Regions from separate parts of the Mus musculus genome. Here region 2 is linked to region 1. Evidence: chromatin loops called from intact Hi-C (ENCODE). Cell type or tissue: heart. All regions are shown on one strand. Each heading gives the region's core, and the rest is flanking DNA. Links, peaks and the distances in the headings are about the cores only.

The links. A loop is a pair of places that touch in the nucleus more often than their neighbours do. Peaks named below come from ENCODE experiments on the same cell type or tissue, not always from the same donor. Only the 100,000 strongest peaks of a DNase experiment are listed, where the experiment ranks them.
Region 2: it touches region 1 in a loop (2.6-fold over the local background); 1 of 42 quality-filtered maps calls a loop at or near these places.

The regions. Positions count from the first base shown.
Region 1 is chr9:51,275,552-51,280,922 of GRCm38, reverse strand. It overlaps Colca2 (COLCA2 homolog), which reads left to right and starts at 2,369. Exons shown (of 5, transcript NM_001195681.1): 1 at 2,369-2,583; 2 at 3,233-3,327. The coding sequence starts at 3,268. It overlaps Gm32819 (a long non-coding RNA gene), which reads right to left. Exons shown (of 9, transcript XR_003948163.1): 2 at 3,684-4,960; 3 at 3,531-3,572; 4 at 1-3,385. In heart, for the core only: CTCF peaks have their summits at 1,669 and 2,307; DNase peaks (open chromatin) are centred at 1,782 and 2,312; H3K4me3 peaks cover 1,727 bases; H3K27ac peaks cover 1,761 bases; H3K27me3 peaks cover 935 bases.
Region 2 is chr9:51,179,933-51,185,303 of GRCm38, reverse strand. No RefSeq gene overlaps it. Among named protein-coding and RNA genes, the nearest start is that of Gm32742, 14 kb to the right of the region's middle. In heart, for the core only: no CTCF peak of the experiment used is centred there; no DNase peak of the experiment used is centred there.

The DNA of each region.
Region 1 (5,371 bases), core at 131-5,130:
TGGCTTTTGTTTGGTAGGTTTATTTTTTGTTTTGTTTGCACTTCAGACAACTCGGGGATTAAAAGAGAGAGGCCTATACCATCACTTTATCTGCATTCCTGGAAACCTCCTAGTTATTTGCAAAGGGGACCCTTCTGTCCCCCTGTGACATCTTGACCTGACATTCCATATCACTCCAGTCTCTTCATCCTTCAAATCACAGGACAGAGAGCAACTCAGGCAGAGCTTCCAAAATACACATCAGCATGGGTCGGAGTTACTCATATTCATGAGGGATCCAAGAAGACAGGTTGGTTCCAAATTCCTCCTACCTCTCTCCTCAGAGCCTTCAAAAGAAAGAAAGAAAGAAAAAACCATGCCCTTCCTCTAAAGGAAGCAGGAGTTCTATGAGGTAAAAAGTCTGGGGTTCGAGGAATTAAAAACAAGCCAAAACATAGGAATAGGGATTGCCACAATGCAGCAGTGGAAACCTGGCCTAAAGGAATCTCAGGTGGGTCAAGGAAGCTGTGCTGGTCTACAGCTCCAAAGAGCAAAGAGCGCTGATGTTTAAGGACTGCTTGCTGGAAGCCCAGTGTCTGTGACCTAGCAGGAGGGAGGATGCAGACTGGACAGGCAAGCCTTGTGGCCAGGCAGGGCCAGAGGGATACAAAGCACAAAGTTTTGGCCTCTGCCGTCCTCTGACCTGCAGCCTGGGCCCAAAGTGGCTCTTTGCTGTGCCACACCCTCTGTCTGCCATGTTCATTCCCCAAAACCTGCCATTTCCCCTTAAAATGGAGAGTGGACAAGAGAGATTCAATGTGGCTGTCCAACCTGGTTCAGGTGGTCCACAGGGAACAGCCTAGGTCAGTGGGGACTTCAGGGCAGCCTTTGAGGCACTAACATAGAGCATCTTTGAGGACACCTGCTCTGCCTGTGGGCAGGTGGACAAAATGTTTAAAATAGGAGAAAAGCAAGGGTCAGGACCCAAAGGGATCTCCCTCTCTGTTTCTCTGGACTCTCTGTGAGGTGCCTGTGTGCAGGATTTCTGCAGAAGATAGTCCATTTTGTTAAGCCTTTGAATATTCAAATTGAAAGTATCGCGCAATCATTGATTGTCAAATCATGGGTTTCTAGAGGTTTTAAATACTTGGCATGAGGGGGAAAAAACTCAAACCTATACCCGAAGGTATAAAACATTAATTCTGTGTGTCTCCTGATCCAGGGACCTGGGTGCTGCCTCGTGTTTTGTGAAACTTTAAAAATGTCGCATCTCTGCCTTTCTCCCTGCACAGGAGCCTTCCTAGGTGCTGAGTCTCTGAAGCTGCAGCATCCAGTCTCCAGCCCAGCTCCTGCTGACCAGGATGTCGGGTAACTCAGATGCTTTTCCAGGGGTCGGGTCATGAGGGCCAGGGGCACTTGGATCCGAGTGTATTTCCTCTGCTTTTCCTGCGTATAACAGAGAGGCACAAAGTCAGGGAATAATAGTCAGGGCCGGGCATGGATCCAGAGAGGACGCGATCCCGCTGTGTCGGGTCCCTCTGGGTGACTGCCCCCCAGAGCAGAGGCCCAGAGACCCATAAGGCCACTCCGGACAATCGAGTCCCCCACGCCCCTGCCTGCCCTTTCACTTTTCCACCTTGGAGTCCTGGGAATTTGGAGGCGCCGACCTTGTGAGCCCAGAAGCGGCGGCGCGGGGGAGCTAGAGGCTCACGGTGAGCCCTGGACTGGAGCAGGACGCACCCGGCAGGGAACTGGGCTGGGGCTGGTCCCGCGTGGACCCCGAGGCGCGCCCGCGCTGCCTGCAGATCCCAGAGCCGACCCAGACAGTGGGGATGGGAGGAAAGGAGACTGGAGCGGAGTGGGCGCGTCCTGGCACTGCAGCAAGACAAACCGATGCCCAGGACCGGGAAGAACAGCGCACTAACTTTCCTTAGGGATCCTAACTTTCAGGATCTGGCTCGTGGGTGGGGGTCTCCCTGCTGTCCAGCCGCGGTCCCTACACTAACCAGGCGAGGCGCTGGTGGCCTGGCACTGTCTCCAAACGCCTAGGCCAGGGGCCACTGTGCTCCGCCCCTCCCCGTGATTCTAATAAGCGCTCTCTCCAGGGTCAAGGTCGGGTGGGAGTCACACTGGGCTTCTAAGTCAAACTCTATTCGGAAAGTGCCTCTGCCGGGTCTAGCCTGGCCTAACAACCAGTCAGACCTACTCACTGCGCTCTGCCGGGACCCCAGGCGGTCACCGGTCCCTCCCAGCCGACCCCCGCCTAGCACAGCCGGCTACTTGGGCTCTCCCAGGTCTCCCGGCCCAGCTCTGCCGGCTCAGGGGCGGCCCCTTCCGGAGGGCTGCCTCTAGGCGACTGCGCGGTCCTAGGGAGCCTCGGGATGCCATTACTCCAGAGCTGCAGCTCTTGCTGGAGAACTCTCCACAGCTCAGTTCTCCAAAAGCCTGCACCGGAAAGGGAGGGGGTGGGAAGAGATGAAGAGAGCGACAGAGTCGGAGACTAGAGGGAGGAAGGGGGTGAGGAAGAAAAGACATTTTTGAAAAAGAGAAAGGACCGACAGGAGACTATTTCCCGATCTTGGCTCCTTTTCTGGGGTCAGTGCAGTAAGTCCTTAACAGGGCCAGGACAGACTGACTGCCCCGACCCCTGTAGCTTGTCGCTTGTTTCAGGGCTTGCTTCCAGACCAAGGGCACCACAAATAAAGGTTGTACTTCCCCAGAAGCCATGCCTGGATTGATAGAGGAATACAGTGGGGCGGGGGGCATGGGGAGAGGGGCTGTTGTTCACATTATGGTGAGGTCCGCGAGATCAGTTGGAAACAGAGAGCACCCCAGATCCACAAGCTGAGCCGGAACCCCAGATTTAATATCGTAGCCAAAATAGCAGGCTTGTTTGACCTCCCTCCACATTCCAGAGCAGAACAGCTGGTACTGTCCTGAGGATGGGGCCCAGCTAGGGATGAATAATTTCATAGATGCCCACAGATACTGTTCCCACTAGGACCCTGAAGCACCTGCCTGTGCTTAACCTTTTCTAGTTTGAGAAATGTGGGTATTTTTTAACGTTATCTTTTCTTTCTTTTTCTTCTTCTTCTTTTTTTTTCTTTTCTTTTTCTTTTTTCATTCTCTTCGTGTGTTCTGCAAAGGTAGAAACTTGGCCTTGGGTATCCTAGCCTTACCAAGGGAACCCTCACTGTATCCCCTTGACACCCAAGCTTTGAAACTGACCACTAACCCTGTTGCCTCTCCCCAGAAAAACCTAAGGTGTATCAAGGCGTCCGTGTGAAGATGACCGTGAAAGAGCTTCTGCAGCAAAGAAGGGCACACCAGGCCACCTCAGGGGCAAACGTAAGCACCACCCTCTCCGTCTCTGTCCCTCCCAGTCCATCGAAGGCTTCGTTCAGCCCTGTGTCAGGGAAGATGCAGAGGCCACCCATAAGCACAGCCCTGTTCAGGGATTCTTACATCTGTCCCCAACTTCCCAGGTCACCATAGGCAGCCACCAAAACCTGTGGGACATGGTGTAGGGCTCAGGACTGTGGGAGGCTCACCTCTCACTGCTCATAGCTGAGTGGGGAAGGCTTCTTGGTCCTCTGCAAGGAAGAGAGGCAGCCAACAGGTTAAATATGTTTTTATAGTGTTAAGAGAGTATAGATACAGCCCCAACAAACTCATTGAAAAAAAATTATCTCCCAGAAACCCACCTAGTTTCTCTGTAATTTAGGCTCTGAGGTCATGTATATGAAAAACCAGCAGTCACTGGAAGTCTCTGGAAGAAAAGGCCTCTCTCTCTGGAATACACAGAACTATGACAGAACTGATCTGGGTAGTCATAAGACACTCTGACACCTCACATTTATAACCCAAGTGCTTGGGGCAGCTGCAGAACCATGTAAACTAGGCGTGCTTGTCCACCGAGAGAGAGTTCAATTTGAAGAGCCTTCTACACGTGACACTGTTAGTGCTTGTGGGTAGGTGTAGGTGTGGAGGGAGGATCAGACAGGATTCCAGTCATCTATGACTTCACTGGTCTGGTCAGCATGTGATCCTGTGCAAGTTCCATGTTGGACTTCATGAATGGAACTTTGGCACCTCAAGCAACAGGAGGGAGAAATTATGGAGTGATGGTGAGATAGGTTTCTGAGCCAGAGGACTTGGGCTTAGTTCTCAGTGACTCTGTGGCACGTGTCCTCCGATACATTGACTTACTAGAGGCTTCTTTGTCTGTTCCCCTAATTGTTCTGTTGAAAGCTAAGAAGAGTTGTATAAAGGCTAAATAAGTGTTTAGGGGCATTCTCCACAGAGAGTGCTCAACAGATCACTAAAGTAAATTCCAACCAAGGGTGGATGGGCCGTTTGCACTAATGTGTATTACACCTTTCTCTCAGAACTTAGAGTTGAAGCACATTTGCTATGATTTGATACACACAGCTAGATAAATTAGTTGTCCCCATTTGCAGAATATCAGGCAACAGTAGAATGTTCTTATAATACTAAGGTGGATTTTCAGTGATTCTTTGTTCAAAGTACCTTTGTATATTCATTATTTCATTTGATTGTAATGATCAGATGACATGAAGAGATCAGAAATCTGTATGCCTCATGACAGCTAAGATCCAAAGTCTTGAAGTTAGAAACAGGCTAAAGGTAGAAACAAGATCATCTTATTTTTCAGTATTGGCTCTCTAAACTCATCTTTCTACAGAGCCGATCATACTAACAGGAGTTTAATAACCTCAGTAGTTCATAACTATACCATTAATAAAACGAGGACCAGGAGCTTGGTACTTGCAGAACTCGGCTTCAGCCATACCCAGAGCATCCCACTTAGGCAAAGCAATCCTGTGGCTGTTGGGTTCTTAGAATTGGTGTGACCACCCTTGGCTCATAGCAGAGTACAGGGCAAGAGGAAGGATTGCATCTCAGTACTTGACCAGGCTCTGATCTTGAGAGAAGTCTCATTTGCCATTTTCTGAGTTCCCTGTGAGAATGAAGCAAGCCTTCAGAACCAATGTCTATTAAGAACATAACGCTGCTTTCTGGGATATGCCCTACTGTGCTTCCTAGAAAGTTCTCATCCCCGCCCCTTCCAGCTCACAGGAGTCATGTACATAGAATTTCAGTAGGAGACCCAGATGTAAAATCTCTTTCTGAGAGCAAACAGAAGGATTTTGGAATTCTGGGACTGCTACACAGTGTACCCAGTCAGCAAGGGTGATAGATAGCACCCCAGGGAGAATAATGTATGCCTGCTCCAGGCAGACCTTTCTAGTTTAACAGAGACTATATCCAACTTGGTCCAACATTAAAGACATCTCTGGGAAACAGTAATCCAAGAGAGAATTAATTGTGCCAAACACTGCAAAGCAAGAGTAAATCTGCCTTCATTGGC
Region 2 (5,371 bases), core at 168-5,167, 96 kb after region 1:
CTACCCGCATGCCCTCCCAAGCCTACACCTCCCAAGGGGAGATGTGAAACCTGAGGTTGCTAGAGATGCTGCCGCCTTCCCAGCTGATGAGGTTGGGAGAATGAGTGCTTAAGGTTACAAAACACCTAAGATTTTAGGAAGAATCAACCAGTTCTGTAAGACTAACTAGCTAGTTCTGTAAGACTAACTAGCTAGTCCTTTTAACCCAGGAAGAAAGAAACCTTCAGTCACACCTCTTTTCTCTAAAGTTCCCCATCTCCTCCAACCCTCTTCAAAGCCCTTGGCTGTAAACAGGCCATTGGTACAGTTCACCCTGATGCTCCTTCATCCTGAGACATCACTGGAGGGAGATTAAAGCAGTTCTGTGTGCAGGACTCCCAAGGAAGGAGGGTAATGGACAGGGGGGTTATTTCTTTACTTAGAAGCATTAAGGCCGCCTGGCCCAGGACTCGGGCTGAACAGAGAGAAAAGCAGAGGTGGGGTTTGCAGTATGCATCTGTGAGAGCAGGAGTCTGGTGAGGCTGTGTCCCTGTGTGACCTGAGGACAGCCTCTACTGGTGGTGAGTCCAGCAACCTCCATTACCTAAGCCAGAGAAGCAGGCTGCACACTACATCCACCAGAGCATGGGGCCAGAAGCAGGGGGAGGGACAGCTCTGGGGCTGGAGGTGTGGACATCTATAGGAATAAGACAGCCTGAGTTTGGAAAACAGGAGGATAAGGCCTTCATTGTCACTTCCTTTCCTGGCCCTTCATGCAATAAACTTAAGTCACAGTCTCAGTCTCTGTCTGTCTGCCCATGACTCTCTGTCTGTCTCTGACTCTCTCCCAGCCACCCATTTCCTGTCCGCCCTCCCCTCTCCTCTTTTCTCCTCTCCTCAGTCATATCCATGACGTTCAATCTTAAGTACGTATGACTCTCATTTAGTGTCCCCCAAAATCCACTCACCCAGACCTCCAAGGAACCTGAAGTGACACCCTGAAGAACATGTCTGAGAATCAGTTGCACGACAGAGTAGAATAAGATGGGATGCTTCACACAAGCCCAGAGCAGGCTTTTGTTCTAGCATCCATGACTCTTCCTAGCATAGACTGACCCCCACCCCCACCCCACCCTGAAAAAAGGGCCCAGGTGTCTCCTCAGTGCAGCGAAGTGGGACCATGTGAGCACAGGCTCTGGCCCTAGCTCTCCTCAAACTGTATTCTAGTTCCATTCTCTGTGACTTTGCAAAAAAAAAAAAATGGATTTCTCTACACCCCATTCTCTCATGTGTAGAAAGGGGACAGAAATGATCTTTTATAGGACTAAGGGAGACAATGTGTACCTAGCAAGGGACTTGAACAGATCCAATGCTCAATCAGCAGTAGTCATTCTTCTTATTTTTACTACCATAAAAGTCATTGTTAGAACCCCCAACACTTCCCAGAGTCCCAATAAGCTACTATGGACACTGACACCATTTGCCCTGTTAACTAACCCTAAGGCAACCAGAATAGCTGAGGAAGGCTCTTACATCTTGAAGAGCATCTGATGACTTCAGTAATCCTGTCTTCCATCTTTGGTTGAAACCTACTCTTTTGGTTTTGTTTGTTTATTTGTGGTAGACTGAGAGGTTTCCTTGTTAAAGTTTAATCAGATCTGACCGAAGGATTCAAAGCGAGGTTAAGTTCTGATGGGGCTTCTGCCAGTCACGACTTCACATGGCCGCACCTGCTTCTCTTCCTCTTCCTCTTCCTGCCCTCTTTGCTGGTCTGGACTCTGCCTGATATTCTTGTCATAAGGTCATTGCCCAGGTGAGCTCAGCTCAGCGTGAAGCAAAACAGCCCATCTGAAGGCACCACACAGCCCGTGCCGGGAGGGACCTCCTTCCCCCATCTGCTGTTTTCTTACCAAAAAAAGGACTTTTTACTTTTCTGCTCCACATTGCAAAAGGCCAGCCAGAAAGGATGGTTATCTAATCCTGAAATCCCTCAAATGGGGAGCAGTAAGCTGCCTCTAAGTCTTCAGATGCTGGGTACCCAGACTGATGGCCAGCAATCATTCCCTGGGGTCTCTGCTTGGGACAAGCCACTTGGCTTTACATGGTGTCTGGACCCAATTTGTTCTCCAAAAGCTCACAATGTCTGACAGTTTTTGAAGTTCAGTTTTCTATCTGTTTGGGTAGTCTCCAGGGCAGAGCAGCCAGCTGGTCCTGATTGGCACTGAATCTTTCTCTTATCCATACTTACCCCGCTCCCTGCTCCTGAGCGTCTAGGATCCCTCCCTGCTGAACCAGCTGCAAGTTTGTGCACACGAAGTGTTTTTTACATACTCAGGGCACAAGGTGTGTTTTATAAACACACCATTTACACTGCCTGGGAACTTAGGGGCTTTCCTCTGGGCGGGAAACAGCTGTGAGGAGCTTGACCAACCTTCGTTTTGCGGAGAACAAGATGTCACCTTTGACCATCGGTGTGACTATATTAAGAGCTAGGGGTTTTAAAGAGGCGTAGGTATAGCCAGCAGTCATGACCAGGTTCCTGTTGTTGGGCCTCAGGATCCTCCCAGAAATCTGAGCTAAGGAAGGAGGCTCACTGTACACTGCCTCCCTTGTTTCCAGTTTGATTGCTCAGAAATGACTTTGCATACTGCATTGCTCCACATCTGGGGTCTGCATGCCACCTTCCTCCATTACCTTCGGCTGACTGCTGTAGGCTTCTTACATCACAGACTCATGGACTCAGAAGCCTGGAAGGAACTTCAAGAGAGTCCTTCACTCACTTGGCACACTAGATAGTCACTCCTTTCTCTGTTCGAAGAATAGTGTGAGAGTACACAAAGGTGAGGGGAGGTGAGCAAGACCCAGTTCCTGCCCTCAAAATATTGACAGACATCAGGCCCATCTACCACCTCTCCGGTCTCCTCAAGCGGGATTATGCCCTCCTGTTTTGTGTTCCCCTATCTCTGCAGACCCTTATCATGGTACCTACCACACTGCCTATAAAACACACGCTTCCAGAAGACACGCTGCCATGCTGGTGATACTGATATTCTGTGGGTTCTTTTACGTGGTTTTCACAGAAGGAACTAAGACCAGACTAGATACACTACATTTATTGATCATTTCAAGTAACCCAAACGAGATAAGGTTGATGGCTGCCTAGACAGAAAAGGATGGAGAAGCCAGAGAGATACTGCCAATCTTGAGATCTCAAGGAGAAACTGATCAAAATAGAAAAATCTAGCCCAATGCTCTCTTGGCCCTCTGCAAACCTTCAATTATATCTGAATTAGGGTTGTTTGTTTGTTTGTTTGTTTGTTTGTGTTCTAGAACTGCCGAAACAAAATATCACAACTGGGTGGCTTCAGGAAAGAAATTACTTCCTATCAGTTACGGAGAATAGACAGATGTGCACCGTCATCCATCTACTCTCCTGCCATGTGACAGGGTGTCAGCAGGATTGGCATCTTCTGAAGAGTCTCTTCCTGACTTGCAGGCAGCTCCCCTCACATCTTCACCTTCACATAGCCTTCTCTCTGTTCATGTGCGTGATGTAGTCTCTTCTTACAAGGACATTTTCATATTGGCTTATGGACCATTCATGAGTTTGTCTTATTTTCATTACTTCTTTCAAGACCCTGTCTCCCAGTATAGTCATAATCTGGCAGTTCTGGGAACCGGAACTTCAATGTACAATTTGGGGAGAAAATGACACAATTTCCCATAAGAAAAGCAACTCTGGTAGCCAGGTATGGCAGAATATACCTACAATCCTAGTGTGTAGGATATTGTGGTAAGCTTGAAATGAATACGGGCCACACACCAAGACTGTAGAAGAAGGGGGAGGTAAAGGAAGAGAATGTGGAGGGAGAGAAAATGAGGAAGGAAAGAAGTCAACAATGGCACTTGAGAAGTGCTAGGGAGCTTTCCTTAAAGACAGAAACAATCAATCCCAGAGCCAAGATACTGAAAGAAAACTCCATTCACACCAGTGACCAAACTTAATTCTATTTTGCCAACACCACTTGATGTATACACTGCCTTGTTCATTCCCCTTTGCTGAATAATGGGGTCACCCGAATACTTCTGTATTTAAGTCAAGGGCAAAAGTAGTCAACAAATGTCTCTCCATTGGGACTATGATAGAAAAAATTATATGGATGGAGACTATCTCCAAAGAAAACTACTGGCTTGTTTCTCAAAACTCATCAGCAGAACACAGAGGAAAGTTCCAAATGCCTAGTGTACTGGCTCTGTGGAGAAGTGTCAGGCTACCGACAAGCAGTGCTGGTGGATTTCAGAGTGCCAGCCAGAAATAGGGTGAGCAAGACAGAACCAACATGGGGCATGAAGAGATCCAGTCAGTGGCATGACCTCCCCTTCCTGTGGCTCCTTCTGTTGGCTTTTACAGAGTCTTGAATCCTCAGCAGCCTCGGATGCTCTTTACCACTGCTTGCCAGCTGGCTGAGCATCATTTTGGAAAGGATTACAGGATGTGGGCTCCCTGATGAACTGATGCATTGTAATCGGACTTGGCTTAGCTTGATTTCACAATGCCAAGGCAACGGAGGGGGACGCTGCTGACTCAGTGCGAGAAAGCCTAAAGGCAAGCTGTTGGGGGAGTGATTGAGGATGAGGCAGGCCCACAATGAACAACTAAAATGGCTTGTGATGCTCAGAGCCCAGCACCTAAGATACAGCCCAGTTGTCTGAGGAAAAGAAAGTTCCTAGTCTTCTCGGTGGCACCTGAGTAGACCTCAAGGTGAAAAGCCCTGGAGTGCTCACAGAAACCAGCTGCCAATTTCCCTGCCTGATGTTGAAGCTTACCCCCAAACCATCTCAGGCAGGCTAGATGCCACCTTCTAGAATCTCATCCTGAAATTGCATCAATGCCACATACACCAAACTAAGATGCTAGATCTCCAGCTGCAAGCCAGAATATCAGCACCAACACATCTTCCTGAGCCAGGTGATAATCTGGGATTGGCCTGGAGAAAACCACTTTATTCCCCCTTTAGACAAATACTGTATCGATAGAAAGCAGGCAGTAAGCATAGTGGGGAATTGTCTCTGTGTCAGTAGAGACTCTGGAACAGACAGGACAGGTGAGACCATGATCATCTCTCAGAAGAGATGAGACTCAAAAGTCCCAGGAGATACACACAGAACTACATATGCTGTCTACTGTCCTCCCCTTTGGTTGATAAGAAGAACATCATCTACACAACTTGAGGAATCTCTCTTCACAAGACCAGGAGAGTATTTAGCACTGGCCTTCTGGTGAACCTATTCATTCATTCAGTCAGTCAGTCATTCAGCCAAAACATCTTGTCCAGCACTCAATTTATACAAGATATTATATTGGGTATAGGAAAGGATAAACAATAAGTCT